3 separate regions of the Homo sapiens genome follow, and all the other regions are linked to region 1. Evidence: chromatin contacts called from ENCODE Hi-C or POLR2A ChIA-PET data. All regions are on one chromosome and are shown on one strand. The core of a region is the stretch at or near the end of the contact, and the rest is flanking DNA. Distances in the headings are between cores, read along the strand shown.

Region 1 (4,661 bases), core at 1,147-3,646:
TTTTCCCTGATGTTATTTCTACTTTCATATGAATGTATAGACATTTTTTAAACCTCAATAATTACTTTTAAGCAAAACGGTGAAAAAATAAACAACTTACCTGGGATGTGATCATCTTCCACTGGTGTTGGAAGAGCAGAGCAAACTGTGAGGGTGTAGCTGAGAAATAAGAAAAGATCATGAGTGATGTCACTTGCCTTAAAAGGTCCACTTCGCAGCCGGCAAAACATCTCTGAAAGGGAGATACTCACACGCCCATGCATGACTCTGGCATGATTATGTACTGCTTGGACTCATTAGTTTTCAAATGTAAAAACGTTTGTTTTCTACTGACTTAAAAACAATTTATGCTGTACTCTAACAGAGTATGCAAACCGATATATTAAACTAATTAAGCAAGTTAGGAAAAGCCAAAGAGTGGAACATAATACTTTCATTAAAACTGATGCTAAACAAAAATACTCAGGTTTTAATCTTTATTACAAACCAGAGAATCCCAACAAGGTTTTGAAAAAAGCGATGTGGTATTTTTCAGCCCAGTTTTTTTTGTTTGTTTGTTTGCTTTTTTGAGACAGAGTCCTGCCCTGTTTGTTGCCCAGGCTGGAGTGCGATGGCATGATCTCGACTCACCGCAACCTCCTGCCTCAGCCTCCCAAGTCGCTGGGACTACAGGTGCGCACCACCACACCCGGCTAATTTTTTGCATTTTTAGTAGAGACGGGGTTTCACCATGTTGGCCAGGCTGGTCTCGAACTCCTGACCTCTTGATCCACCCCCCTCAGCCTCCCAAAGTGCTGGGATTACTGGCGTGAACCACCGTGCCCAGCCCAGCCCAGTTTTTTTGGAAGGAAAACGAACTTGCTCTAACTTGATTTGAGGTTCTCAAAACAATCTTTGGATTTAAAAAAGCAAACTGATTTTTACTTACTCTGTTGTCAACGCAGCAAACACCCTCCTGAGTCCTCAAGCGACTCTGTCTGTTCTTGACTCTGCCACAACAAAATGTGTCAATGTCATCAGTAACTTAACACGTTAAGCTCGTTTCCTGTCCACCCCACCCCATCCCATCTTTTAAATAAAGCGTAAATAGATAACTTACAGACCTTTCTCGCGGCTGTACCTCTGATTCTGTAAGATCAAGATGGGGGCATCCGTACATCTCTAGTTGTGCTGCAGTGCGCCAGCAGCTCAGCATCTAGAACGAGCGAGTAACGAATCCAGGCATGGAGGGTGCTGTCCTCCACTTGGCTGCTAAGCTCTTCCCTCCGCATGATGCCTTCACAACTCCCCAAGAAGCGGTGCTGTCTGCTCCTTCGGCCTTGCCCTCTTCTGCCCCCACATCTGAATGGGCACAAAGCTCCCAGCCTGTGGGGGTCTGGAAAGGACACAAATCGAGCCTCTGCTCCTCCCACCCGTGCTCTAGATCTCTAGTGAGGTGTCAGCCCAACGGGTTGGGTGTCCTCCTAGGAGGGCCCCTGGGCCCTCGCCCCCCACCCTTCCCTTCTTACCCCACAACAGCTGCTTTGCTCCAAGACAGCTGGGCCTAAGCCCTTTGGTTCGAATCCTCATTCAAGACAGAAAGCTCCTACATCTTCCTGTCACTTGAGCCATGAGCTGGACCCTCTGAAAATGCCCACTGGTGCTAATGGGGACACAGGCGAGGCTGGACAGTGCCGGAGGGCCTGGGGTGCCTCCCTCCGCGTGCGCGGCCTCACAGGTCAGTGGAAACAAGAAATTCCCCAATCCACAGCCACGATGACTTCAAAATACTTCCCGAAGACATCAGGCAATGAAGCTGCGACCTGCGAGGACACAGCAAGCCGAGTGACGCTGGCCAGAGGCTGGGTGTGGAGTCCGCGCCTGCAGGGTCCCTCCCCGCCCCGCGGGCGCTTCCCCCCACCCCATTCGCCTCGGCATCGCAGTGACACCGCGGCGACGCCGACCACAGGTGGTTGTGAGGACAGCGAGATTCTGAGGGGAAAGAATGAGAGAAGCGCGCATCTATTGGGCAGAAGGCCCGTTTCTGCGCCGTCCTGCGGAGGCCTCCGGGCATCCTTCACCTCAGGGAAGAGAAAATCCAACCTCACTTGTCACAGGCGCGGGACTTGCGCATTCCCTTTGGGAGCACAAGAACCGAGGCAGGATTCGGACCCAGGCCAGGCGGCAAAGGCGTTCCCTCTCTCCCACCCCCAGGCCGCGCGGAACCCCCAGTCCACCCTCGCCCCTGCCCTCCCTTACTCACCCTCCGCGTCCTCTACCCGGACGCCAGGAGATGCCGGGAGCCCTCCCCGTCAGAGTGCCGGGGAGAAAAACAAACCTGGAGCCATATGGCAGACATGCCCAGAAGGCCCGAAGCGGCTCCCGCGACGGGGGCCGAAAAGTGCACACTACATCTCCCACAAGTCCTCGCGCCGCTCCCTTAGAAAGTGCACGCTTCATTTCCCACAAGCCCTCGCGCCGCTCCCTTAGAAAGTGCAGACTACATTTCCCACAAGCCCTCGCGCCACTCCTTTTGAAAGGGCATGAGGTTTCAGCCGCATTGGGCAGTTAGTTCCCAGATGCGGCAAGTGCAGTACTGCAGTTTTATTCGTTAGCTGAAATAAATTATGAGTATTTAAATTACACAGCTTTCTCATGAATTACATCCCCCTGATGATTTGGCCGTCCTCAACACTTCCTCATTTGGCAGAATTCACGAGTGGAATTTCTCCAGACGAGGTCGGTTCCTGTGGCCCCGCGACGCTGCCGCAGCACCACCTACACTTGCGCCAGTGTGGAGAGCTTCACTTGCTCCTTTCTGGTCCATTGGACGCTAACCGTGAGAAAACACGCTGGACATGAGCATTACCAGCCTGTAAGCTGTCGTAAAGATAACTCGGAATTGCTCTTCAAATTTTATTTGTTAAACCACGTAATACCATCTTGCATGGCAAACATGCATTTTCCATTCTTCAGGAGTATGCAGGATCTCTTGATCACGATAACTTTTTAAAGTTCACAGGCAGAGGTAATACAGGAGTGGAAAACCAAAAACCGTAGGTTCTCACTTATAAGTGGGAGCTAAGCTATGAGTACGCAGAGGCATACAGAGTGATATAATGGACTTTAGAGACTCAGAAGGGGCTGGTAGGAAGGAGGCCGGAGGTTAAAAAAACTACACATGGCCAGGCGCGGTGGCTCACGCCTGTAGTCTCAGCACTTTGGGAGGCGGAGGCGGGTGGATCACGAAGTCAGGAGTTCAAGACCAGCCTAGGTAACACGGTGAAACCCCGTCTCCACTAAAACTACAAAATTAGCTGGGCGTGGTGGCACACACCTGCAGTCCCAGCTATTTGGGAGGCTGAGGCAGGGGAATCCCTTGAACTCGAGAGGTGGAGGTTGTAGTGAGCTGAAATCGCGCCATTGCACTTCAGCTTGGGCAACAAGAGCAAAACTCCATCTCAAAAATGAAAAAAAAAAAACTATACATTAGGTACAGTGTACACTACTCAGGTGACAGGTGCACTAAAATCTCAGAATCCACCACTTTATAATTCATCCATAACCAAAAACCACTTGTACTCCAAAAGCTATTGAAGTTTAAGTTAAAATAAAAATAAAAAATAAATGTCCACTGACCAAAAAAGAAGCATTTTTCTCCATTTCTATTCCCTTCTTTACCACCACTGATGATAATCCCACTTGTTCCCATGCTGGAAAAGCATTTAGTACCATCCATGTAAAAGAATCAAATTATTCAAGGGTTGAGATGCATTTCAGAAGACAGTCATGGTAAGTACAACAATGATTATCACTTCGAGACACAATTTATTTTCCTGCTCATAATGTTTTTTTTTTTTTTTTTTTTTTTTGAGATGGAGTCTGGCTCTGTAACCCAGGCTGGAGTGCAGTGACATGATCTCGGCTCACCGCAACCTCCGCCTCCTGGGTTCAAGCGACTCTCCTGCCTCAGCGTCCCAAGTAGCTGGGACTACAGGCTTGTGCCACCACACCCGGCTAATTTTTGTAATTTTAGTAGAGATCGGGTTTCACTGTGTTGGCCAGGCTGGTCTCGAACTCCTGACCTCGTGATCCGCCCGCTTCGGCCTCCCAAAGTGCTGGGATTACAGGCATGAGCCACTGCACCCAGCCTAATGCTTTTGCATTTTAAGAAACAGTCTTGACACTTGTGAATATTCCATTATTTCTTTTTTTTTTTTTTTTTAGACTGGATCTCATTCTGTCACCTGGGCTGCAGTGCAGTGCCAAGACCTCGGGTCACTGCAACCTCCGCCTCCCAGATTCAAGTGATTCTCCTGCCTCAGCCTCCCCAGTAGCTGGGATTACAGGCACATGCCACCACGCCCAGCTAATTTTTCCTGTTTTTAGTAGAGACTAGGTTTCACCATATTGACCAGGCTGGTCTCAAACTCCTGACCTCAATTGATCCATCCGCCTCAGCCTGCCAAAGTGCTGAGATTACAGATGTGAGCCACCTCTCCTGCCCTCCATTATTTCTTTAATGCATTCAGGTTCCATTATGCCATGGATTATTTCAGTAACATTGTTTGCTCTTCTTTCAATTTGCATAATCCTATCCCTAAAGAGATTGAAAACTAGGGACATGCCACTCTTAGGCTCCTTGGGACTCGACACATCCTCCTGGGATCATCTCAGGAAGG
Region 2 (4,661 bases), core at 1,467-3,966, 2.8 Mb after region 1:
TTTTTTCCTTTTAGAACACTGTTCTTAGAGTGAGAATTTTTTTCATGTTTCATTTCTTCCATATTTTCTCAAGTTATGGATTGAGTCAAGGTACTTTAAAACTCTTCCGAGAAAAGACTGGTTAAGAGAAGCCTAAGGTCAGTATAATGTTTCTTCAAGATGCTTTCTAGAGAATCTAAAGGAAAGTCAATACCAGGATAATCCAAACTTTTAGACTCCCCAGTCCCAATATCAATCAATGATATAATTAGTTTATAATTGACTCATGCTGGCCAGTCATGGCGACTCACCCCTGTAATCCTAGCACTTTGGGAGGCCGAAGTGGATGCATCACATGAGGTCAGGAGTTCTAGACCAGCCTAACCAATATGGTGAAACCCCATCTCTATTAAAAAACATAAACAAATAAGCCAGGTGTGGTGGCGTGCACCTGTAGTCCCAGCTACTCGGGAGGCAGAGACAAGAGAATTGCTTGAACCCAGGAGTCAGAGGTTGCAGTGAGCTGAGATTGTACCACTGCACTCTAGCCTGGGCAACAGAGTGAGACTGTATCTCAAATAAAATAAAATAAAATAAAATAAAATAAAATAAAATAAAATAAAATAAAATGACTCATGTTGACCTTCTGTGTGACACTCATACTATTCAATTCTTTTTTTTTTTTTTTTTTTTTTGAGACAGAGTTTCTGTTGTCCAGGTGGGAGTGCAGAGGTGCCATCTTGGCTCACTGCAGCCTCCGCCTCCTGGGTTCAAGAGATTCTTCTGTTTCAGCTTCCCAAGTAGCTGGGACTACAGGCATGCACCACCATGCCCAGGTAATTTTTGTATTTTTAGTAGAGATGAGGTTTTGCCATGTTGCCCAGGCTGTCTCGAACTCCTGATCTCTCTTTTTATTTTATTTTATTTTTTTGAGATGAAGTTTCACTCTTTTTGACCAGGCTGGAGTGCAATGGTACCATCTCAGCTCACTGCAACCTCCACCTCCCTGGTTCAAGTAATTCTCTTGCCTTAGCCTCCCAAGTAGCTGGGATTACAGGCACGCACCACCATGCCTGGCTAATTTTTGTGTTTTTAGTAGAGACGGGGTTTTGCCATTTTGGCCAGGCTGGTCTTGAACTCCTGACCTCAGGTGATCTGCCTGCATTGGCCTCCCAAAGTTCTGGGATTACAGGCATGAGCCACTGTGCCTGGCCTATTCAGTTATCTATATTCCGTTAAATTTTTTTAGAGATTGGGTCTCCCTTTGTCACCCAAGCTGGAATACAACAGCATCATGGTGGCTCACTGTAGCCTCGACCTCCTGGGATCAAGCAATCCTCCTGCTTCAGCCTCCTGAGTAGTTAAGACTACAGGCATGAGCCACCAAGCCTGGTTAATTTTTTAAATTTTTTGTAGGCCAGGTGTGGTGGCTCATGCCTGTAATCTCAGCACTTTGGGAGGCCAAGGTGGGCAGATCACCTGAGGTCAGGAGTTTGAGACCAGCCTGGCCAACATGGCAAAACCCTGTCTCTACTAAAAATACAAAAATTAGCCAAGAGTGTTAGCATACGCCTGTAATCTCAGCTTCTTGGGAAGCTGAGGCAGCAAAATCGCTTGAACCCAGAAGGCGGAGGTTGCTGTGAGCTGAGATCGCACCAGGCTGCACTCCAGCCTCGGCGACAGAGACTCCCTCTCAAAAAAAAAAAAAAAAAATTTTTTTTTTTTTTAGAGACAGGGTCTTGCTATGTTGTCCAGGCTGGTCTCAAACTGCTGACCTCAAGCGATCCTCCTTCCTCAACCTGCCAAAGCTATTCAGTTTTGTTTTGTTTTCTTTTGTTTTTTTAAGGCAGATTATTGCTCTGTCACCTAGGCGGAGTGCAGTAGCACAATCACGGCTCACTGTGGCCTCAACTTCCTGGGCTCAAGTGATCCTCCCACTTTGGCCTCCCATGTAGCCAGGACCACAGGTGTGCACCACCATGCCCAGCTCATTGTTTTATTTTTTGTAGAGACGGGGTCTCACAAGGTTGCCGTGGCTGGTTTTGAACTTCTGGCTTTGAGCAATCTTCCTGCCCAAGTTTTGGGATTATAGATTTGAGCCACAGAACCGGGGCCACTGTTCACACACTTAACACACCAAGCCTTGCAGGAACTGCCACGATCTTTAAATGGAACTATCAGCTTCTAATGTAACTCAAGGATCCCAAAAGTCCCTTCCATTAGGCATTGGTCAGGATTTGGATGTGGAGAAGAGAAATTATGTCCTGGTGACAGTCCCTGCCTGGCAATGTTAACTGGGCAGTTATTCTAAACCACATCAAATGACCTGATTGACCTCAGATGGGGCACAGGCGCTTACATTCTTCTAAAATTTCCCAGGCAATTTTCATGCACAGCCAGCATTTAAAACTCTTTTCTTAGGGTGAAACCCATATCTTAGTTTGCCAACTGGATGCTTTCTCAACTTCCCAGATCCCTGATCGGGGTCCCAGATTTGACATACTATTGCAATTCTGGGAGGGGAGGGGAGTGGTGGGAGTGACGGGAATGATGGTGTCAGCCCAGTCGGCCCCTGGCAGGATGGGTGCAATAGTGGGAGCAGGGGCAGCCTTGCAGAGGTAGGCTCTTACATACAGCATTTGGTCTGTGCTTTAACCCAAATGTAAGTCCCATGATTCAAGAGTCTTTTCTCCCTGTGGTCCTGTCTGACTCAGACTCTGAGAAGAGCTGGCAGGAATGAGTTCATCAAATGCCTTGGTCATGATAGGAAGGATGAGGTAGCATGATACCACAAGAGGCATGGGGGAGAGGAGAAAAGAGAGAAAAGAGAGCACCGGAAAAGAACAGAAAAAGGCACTGAAGGTGGAAGTAGAAAGACAAAGCATGAACAGGATCAAATTCTTAGTCCCAACATAGAGATTGCCGTGCTTTCTCTGGCCCTGGTAGTTTTGCTTTCTTCCTGGGACATTAGTATAATAGAAAATGGCTGTAAGAGTTTGAAGAGCAAGTGATTTTCTGAGCCAATGGGATGCCCCAGGGTCCCTTTAAAAAAAAAAAAAAGTATGTTGTTTGATTATGCATAAAATTTCCTTAAGAAGAGCCCACATTTTCTTTTCTACATTAAAAAAAAAATAGGACTGGGGCTGGGTCCAGTGGCTCAAGCCTGTAATCCCAGCACTTTGGGAGGCCGAGGCAGGCGGATCACTTGAGGCCAGGAGTTCGAGAACAGCCTGGCCAACATGGCCAAACCTCGTCTCTAAAAAAAAAAAAAAAAAAAAAACAATTAGCCAGGCATGATGGTGTGTGTCTGTAATCCCAGCTACTTGGAAGGCTGAGGCAGGAGAATCACTTGAACCCAGGAGGTGGAGGTTGCAGTGAGCCAAGATCATGCCACTGCACTCCAGCCTGGGTGACAGAGCAAGACTCTGTCTCAAAAAAAAAAAAAAAAAAAAAAAAACAACCAGGACTGGGTGTGGTGGTTTATGCCGATAATCCCAGCACTTTGTGAAGCTTGAGCCCAGGAGTTCAAGACCAGCTTGGGCAACATAGTGAGATCCCATCTCTACAGAAAATTTAAAAACCAGCCAAGCATGGTGGTGCACTCCTAGCTACTCAAGAGGCTGAGGTGGGAGGATCACTTGACCCTAGGAAGTCAAGGCCACAGTGAATAAATAAGGCTGAAAATAAAACCCCACCCAAGGAAAAATAACAAGATTTAAAGCTATACTTTCAAACAAAGGCCTGGACAGAGGATTCTGGAAAGATGATCGAATAGGAAGCACCAAGAATCGGTCTCCCTATCTAGATAACAATTACCCGGGCAGAATCTCTTTGTCATAACTGTTTTAGAACTCTGGAATCTATTGAAGACTTGCAGCTTTCAGCAGAATGACTTAGATGGTAAATTGTGGTTAATTTTGGTCAATTTCAGCTCTTGGTGCGGTAGCAGCTACCCTTTTCCTCACCACCTTTCCCCACGGCAGGCAGCAGTGCATGTGTTTCCTTTTTTTTTTTTTTTTAAGACAGTCTCTCTCTGTCACCCAGGCTGGAGTGCAGTGGCTCGATCTCGGCTCACTGCAAACTCCGCCTCCCAGGTTCAATCATTCTCCTGCCTCAGCCTCCCCAAGTAGCTGGGACTACAGGCTCATGCCACCACACTCAGCTTATTTTTGTATTTTTAGTAGAGACAGGGTTTCACTCTGTTGGCCAGGCTGGTCTTGAACTCCTGACCTCATGATCCGCCCACCTCGGCCTCCCAAAGTGCTGGGAAAGGCGTGAGCCACTGTACCCCACATGTGTTTCTAAGGCAGATTGAACCAACTTGCAGGAGCCAGGGTCGGCAAAGAAGCCCTATCCTCCAACTATTAGGAATCTCCACAAATATCAGAATCACTGGTTGCTGCTTTTGATTACAGAGGCAAAAAGAAGCAGGTGGATGATTTTGTTGCACCTCTGTCATTGTGGCAAGACCCTCCTCCTCTGGAAATGAAGGGCCAGCACTCTTCCCCCACCTTCATTTTTTCTTTCTTTCCCCCTTGGGAGTCAGATACTAAAGTCTGGGATAGTCAAAAGCAACTGCATATACAGGGAAAATTAGGAAGTACTCACACCTGCCCAGGGAAAGGCACAGGCTCAGAAGAGGCCTCAGAAGACATCAGCTTTTCACCTCAGCCTGACTTCTT
Region 3 (4,661 bases), core at 1,599-4,098, 2.8 Mb after region 1:
CCTGAACGGCAGGTAACACTTCCAAGATTTGCCCAGCCAGCAATTCTCAGGCCTACCTGCATCTCAGAATCACCTTGGAGAGATTTAAACATATTAATGGCAATGTCCAGTACTAGATTTCTGGTTTAACTGAAACCAATGTTGAGAACTGCTGGCTGGGTCAATGCTAGAAGTATTATTTATTGAATTTGAGAGACAGAAGGTGAATTAATATTTCGGGGTTTAAACTAGCATAATCATATGAACTGGGATCTGGGATGAGAGGGCACTCCACAGCCTAGATTGGAAACCTGCCCTATACTCTCTCAAACTATCCTGAATCTGCAAAAGAGTCTTCCAAACATTCTCTCAAAAATTCCTGATGACTGAAACTTAAGATTTCTTTGAAATGAAAGAACACACAATATCATTTCACTGTACTCTGGCAAAATTGTACTGAGCCTTAGTGCCAAATACCTGGTTACACTTATTTTTTCCACCTTATTTCCTTACAATAGTCTATAATAACTGTATGCAGCCTGGCTCTAAGAAATGTAAATCTTCTTTTTTTTCTTTTTTGATCCATCATTCAAAACAAAGCCTCCGCTAGATACTGCACAACATAAAAAGGAAATTTACTGCACATCATAAAGAAGACATTATTTCCAAATGTTTTCGCCTGTCAACATAGTATAGGACTGGGTAATGGCTTTCTGTAATAAACTCATTCATTTATTCCTCCCTTTAAAGTACAATACTTACTGTTTATTATATGCTAGACTTTTCTTTCAGGTGCTAGAGGCTGTGAAAGTGATCAAGACCGATCTGGCCTTCATCCTTCTAGATGCCTTTAAATGCATAAATTTAAGAAGAAAGTATGGCTGTAGTTCAAAGACATCTAAGCGTATGTTTAAAATAATGGAAATCTAAAATAACAACACTAGACACGTCATATGGAACCATAATTTACTAAGCGCGTACTAGAAACCAGACGTTGTGTTACTCCCTTTATACATGGCACTCATTTAATAAAGATGCTCTCCTAAAAAGATTAAACTACCATTTAGAAGAAATTACACGAAGACAAACGAGAAAAATCTTTCCTTTAGCAAAGTTTAAATGTGGCCTTTCCACAGTGGAGAGAATCTTCCATCCTAAAGTGGACAGGAACGAATTATGAAGTTGTGTTCATTCATTCACACAAAAATTTCTTCATATTAGTTCAACCAGATTAACTATGAGAAGATGTTTGGGTTAAAAAAATCACCTTGTCATAAAAAGATACTTCCAATTTCAAATCTTTTCAGTTGAAAATTCTATAAACTATATTTTAAGCATGATGCATAAATATCCCTCTGTCGTTATCACTGAGCAACAGTGCTAATAAATATGTTGCCAAACCAATAAAATAAATAAAACATTACTGCGTGCAGTAATTAGTCTTAGCTTTTTTTCTTTTTGCAAACTCCAGACCAACCAAAAGTCACCTGAATAAATCAGAAATTCATAGGACTGCAATTCGGGCCCATGCAAAAACTGAGACTTAACCCAAAGGTGTCTGACAATCTTTTAAAGAGCATTCTCGGGAGAAGCTATTTGACTAATCCTGGAACCGCCACTCAAAAAAATCATTTTTTAAAAAAAACGGTAGAATGGGAACGGGGGAAGTGGAGTCCATTTGTAAGGTTCCGGGGAACTGACTCAACATGGTTCTCCAACTCGAGGTTGGAGACACCGGGATTCCAAAATGGGAATCCACTCACTTCGCTTTTATAGGACAAACGCGTGCACAACTTGGCTTCGGGCTGCATTCAGGTAGTGCCGGGAACCCCGAGCTCCCGGGCCGCCCCCACCCAGCTCTGGCCGCTCCATTAAGGACGAGGGCCGGCTCCTGTCACCTCGCGACCCACGCGCACACACCCGCCCTAGGCCCGCCGTGCTCGATGCCGCGGGCCTGCAAAGTTTCCGCGGCCGCTCACTTGGGGGTAACCAGCGAGGGGTACGCCCAGAGGCTGCGGGGCCCCGGGCGCCTAGGCTGCGCGGGCGAAGCCCCGGTTATGCACGGGTCGCCGAGACCGGCTGGGCAAGCAAGAGCAGCCGGGCCGCCCCGACGTTGGCTGTGCGACTGTTGCCGCGGGGGCGGGTAGGGGGCTCGGCGGGCCGCACTCACCGTCTATGTTCTCCCGGTCGCTGATGTGCTGCAGGTTGCAGCCCGTGTCCTCGCGGCTCAGGTCCGTGTCTGGCCGGTAGGACTCCAGCCGGGAGTGGGCATTCCTCCGGAGCTTGGGACTGGACGACACGCAGCACGAGGTAGTGTTCCCCATCTTCGGCGGCCCCCCGACTCCTGCTGCTATCCTGTTCTCCCAGTCCCCGGGAGCGGGGCGCGGGTGGACGCGGGGCGCGGGCGGCGGGGGCGTGTGGGGAGGCCCGCCCGCTCGCCGCCACGGGAGGGGGCGGAACGGCGGCCGGCCGCCGGGTCAGCAGCGGCGGCGGCGGCGGGGCCTCGCCATGGGCGGCGGCGGCGGCGGCGGCGACGAGCGGGCGACGGCCCCGGCTCCCCCTCGGCCGGCCTATCCGCGGCGGAGGAGCGCTCGGGTCCGCGCGACTGCGGCCGCCGCGCCTACCTCACCCCGCCGCGGCCATGGCGGGCGGCGCCGCGCAGGCCGCCTCCCCCCCGCGCTTCCCCAGTTGGTGTCCGCTTCCCCGGCGGCTGCGGCGACGGCGGCCGCCTCGGCAAGAGGTTCCGGTTCAAGCCGGGGGCACGCGTGTCCGCGCCGGACGGCGGGACTAGCCGACGAGCGGGCGGGCAGCGGGCGTGGGCGCAGCCCCCGGACTCCTCGCGGCGCGGTGCGGCGCGGCCAGGGAGGATGCTGGCGGCCCTCCCTCGCCAGCGGCGCCCGCCCTCGCCGCAGCCCCCGCCCCGCCCCGTCACCGCCCCTTCCCTCTGCCCTGGAAGCAGATCGGCGGCCGCGGGGAGGTTCGGGGCGGCGCAGCCCCGCGCGGTTGTGGGATCGCTCCCGGGGGCCGCTCCTCTCTCGGGCACTGGGGTCGCGGGAGACGTCGTCGGGAGCTCGGTTTCTGGAGGCCCTTCCCCACCCGGCCTCTGCCTCCTCCACTCCCCCGGGCTGGACGGAACGGGGCCCAGCGCGGGATGCGAGGTGCGTCCCCGGGGCCCGCAGCGGGCGGGAGCGCAGCCAGGGCCCGGTCGGGGACGCAGGCCCAGGGCGCTGAGGCTGCACCTGCCTCTCCGAAACCGGGCTGGCTCTTTTTGTCTTTTTATTTTTCTAATTTATTTTTTTAGAGGTATGATTTCGCTCTGTCGCCCAGGCTGGAGGGCAGTGGCGCAATCTCGGCTCACTGCAGCCTCGAACTCCTAGGCTGAAGCGATTCTCCCGCCTCAGCCTCCAAAGTAGCCGGTACTACAGGCGCGCGCCACCACGCCTGGCTAAGGTGTGTGTGTGTGTGTGTGTGTGTGTGTCTCCAAAGTAGCGAGGACTACGGGTGTGTGTGTGTGTGTGTGTCTCCAAAGTAGCGAGGACTACAGGCTCCCGCCACTACGCCAGGCTAAGGTAGGGTGTGTATGTGTGTTAACTTTTTGTAGAGATGGGATCTCCCTTTGTAACACGGGCGCCCGCCACTAAGCCAGGCTAAGGTGGTGAATGTGTGTGTGTGTGTGTGTTAACTTTTTGTAGAGATGGGATCTCGCTTCGTAACCCGGGCTGGTATCGAACTCCTGTCTTCAAGGAATCCTCCCGTCTGGACTCCTCCCATGGGATTACGGGCATGAGCCACGGCACCTGGCTATTTTTTTTTTCTAAGCATTTAAATAAGCTGGGGCTTGATTTGGGAGTTTTCTATTGTATTTTGAGCTTTGCCGAGGACTTGATAGTGACCTTGCTTTAAGCTGTGAAATAAATCTTGGGGTCCCAGAGCTATTTTAATATTGAATTCGCTGTGGAGTTGTTTTGAGTTCCTTGGAGGTTAACATGAGATAGAAAACTAAGTTAACACAACTCATCGACTGCCCTTGCTTTGCTTTGCTTTGCTTTTAGAATGCCATCGGGTTTTGTCATGTTGGGAACAAGTTAACTTAGGCCAGTTGACTAAGATCAAGGTATGTGAACATGCCTGGCTGGGAGAGAAGTAGAGTAAATGTTGGTTCGCATTCCCTCCCGACGCCCACAATGCCAGCCATCCCTGACTTTTCTTGCCTTTATTGGGAAGAATATAAGGTGGCAGAAACAAACTTCCCACCCTTTTTCCAAATATTTACTGAAGGAGTCTTGAGGAGAGTCTTGTGGGGTGGGGGGGTGGGGGTGGGAGCTGGGAATGTTTTTGAACTAGTTCTTGAAAAAAAAACTAGTACAATAGTACAACTGTCTTAATTTTATATATGAGGAAACTGAGGCCCAGAGATGAAATCATGCCTTGATTTATGCAGACCTCAGTACCTGTTCGTGACAAATCCAGTTACTAAAAGGTAAGAGAAGGAATAAGGGACTTGATATTTATCTAGCATCAGCAATGTGTGGACATCGTGTGAACGGCTTTATAAACATTTCATTTAATTCTCTACATCTAGCCATTTTTTAACCTGTGCTTTCCCTCCCTCTCAAAGTACTGTTTATACATTTATTAGTCCATATTTTAAACGCTCCATGCTCTCAACTGTATTAATGCTA

Evidence for each region. A loop is a pair of places that touch in the nucleus more often than their neighbours do. ChIA-PET counts read pairs that join two places held with the same protein, here RNA polymerase II (POLR2A). Pooled maps may share reads with other maps.
Region 2: POLR2A ChIA-PET joins it to region 1 with 10 read pairs in naive thymus-derived CD4-positive, alpha-beta T cell. The contact joins the enhancer-like site here to the promoter of ZNF37A in region 1. POLR2A ChIA-PET finds 5 or more read pairs at or near these places in 2 of 52 experiments (IMR-90 and naive thymus-derived CD4-positive, alpha-beta T cell).
Region 3: a map of CD8-positive, alpha-beta T cell shows a loop between it and region 1 (7-fold over the local background). The contact joins the promoter of CCNY here to the promoter of ZNF37A in region 1. A Hi-C loop is called at or near these places in 1 of 168 maps with a recorded cell type or tissue (CD8-positive, alpha-beta T cell), 1 of 37 single-sample maps with no recorded cell type and 9 of 50 pooled maps. POLR2A ChIA-PET finds 5 or more read pairs at or near these places in 1 of 52 experiments (AG04450).

The regions. Positions count from the first base shown.
Region 1 is chr10:38,092,072-38,096,732 of GRCh38, reverse strand. ZNF37A (zinc finger protein 37A) reads right to left here and starts at 2,396. Exons shown (of 8, transcript NM_001324250.3): 1 at 2,243-2,396; 2 at 1,509-1,802; 3 at 1,104-1,195; 4 at 929-989; 5 at 101-159. The coding sequence starts at 115. It also overlaps the pseudogene FXYD6P2. RefSeq lists an enhancer at 2,253-2,442.
Region 2 is chr10:35,258,271-35,262,931 of GRCh38, reverse strand. It overlaps a transcript of CCNY not described here. Among named protein-coding and RNA genes, the nearest start is that of LINC02634, 16 kb to the right of the region's middle. Within about 2 kb of position 2,716, at least 2 of the 41 ENCODE cell types and tissues checked have a DNase peak (open chromatin) inside an H3K27ac peak, as active enhancers do.
Region 3 is chr10:35,334,696-35,339,356 of GRCh38, reverse strand. It overlaps CCNY (cyclin Y), which reads right to left and starts at 2,848. Exons shown (of 10, transcript NM_145012.6): 1 at 2,150-2,848. The coding sequence starts at 2,303. CCNY-AS1 (CCNY antisense RNA 1) reads left to right here and starts at 2,933. Exons shown (of 4, transcript NR_186477.1): 1 at 2,933-3,137; 2 at 3,281-3,429. RefSeq lists a silencer at 2,483-3,222.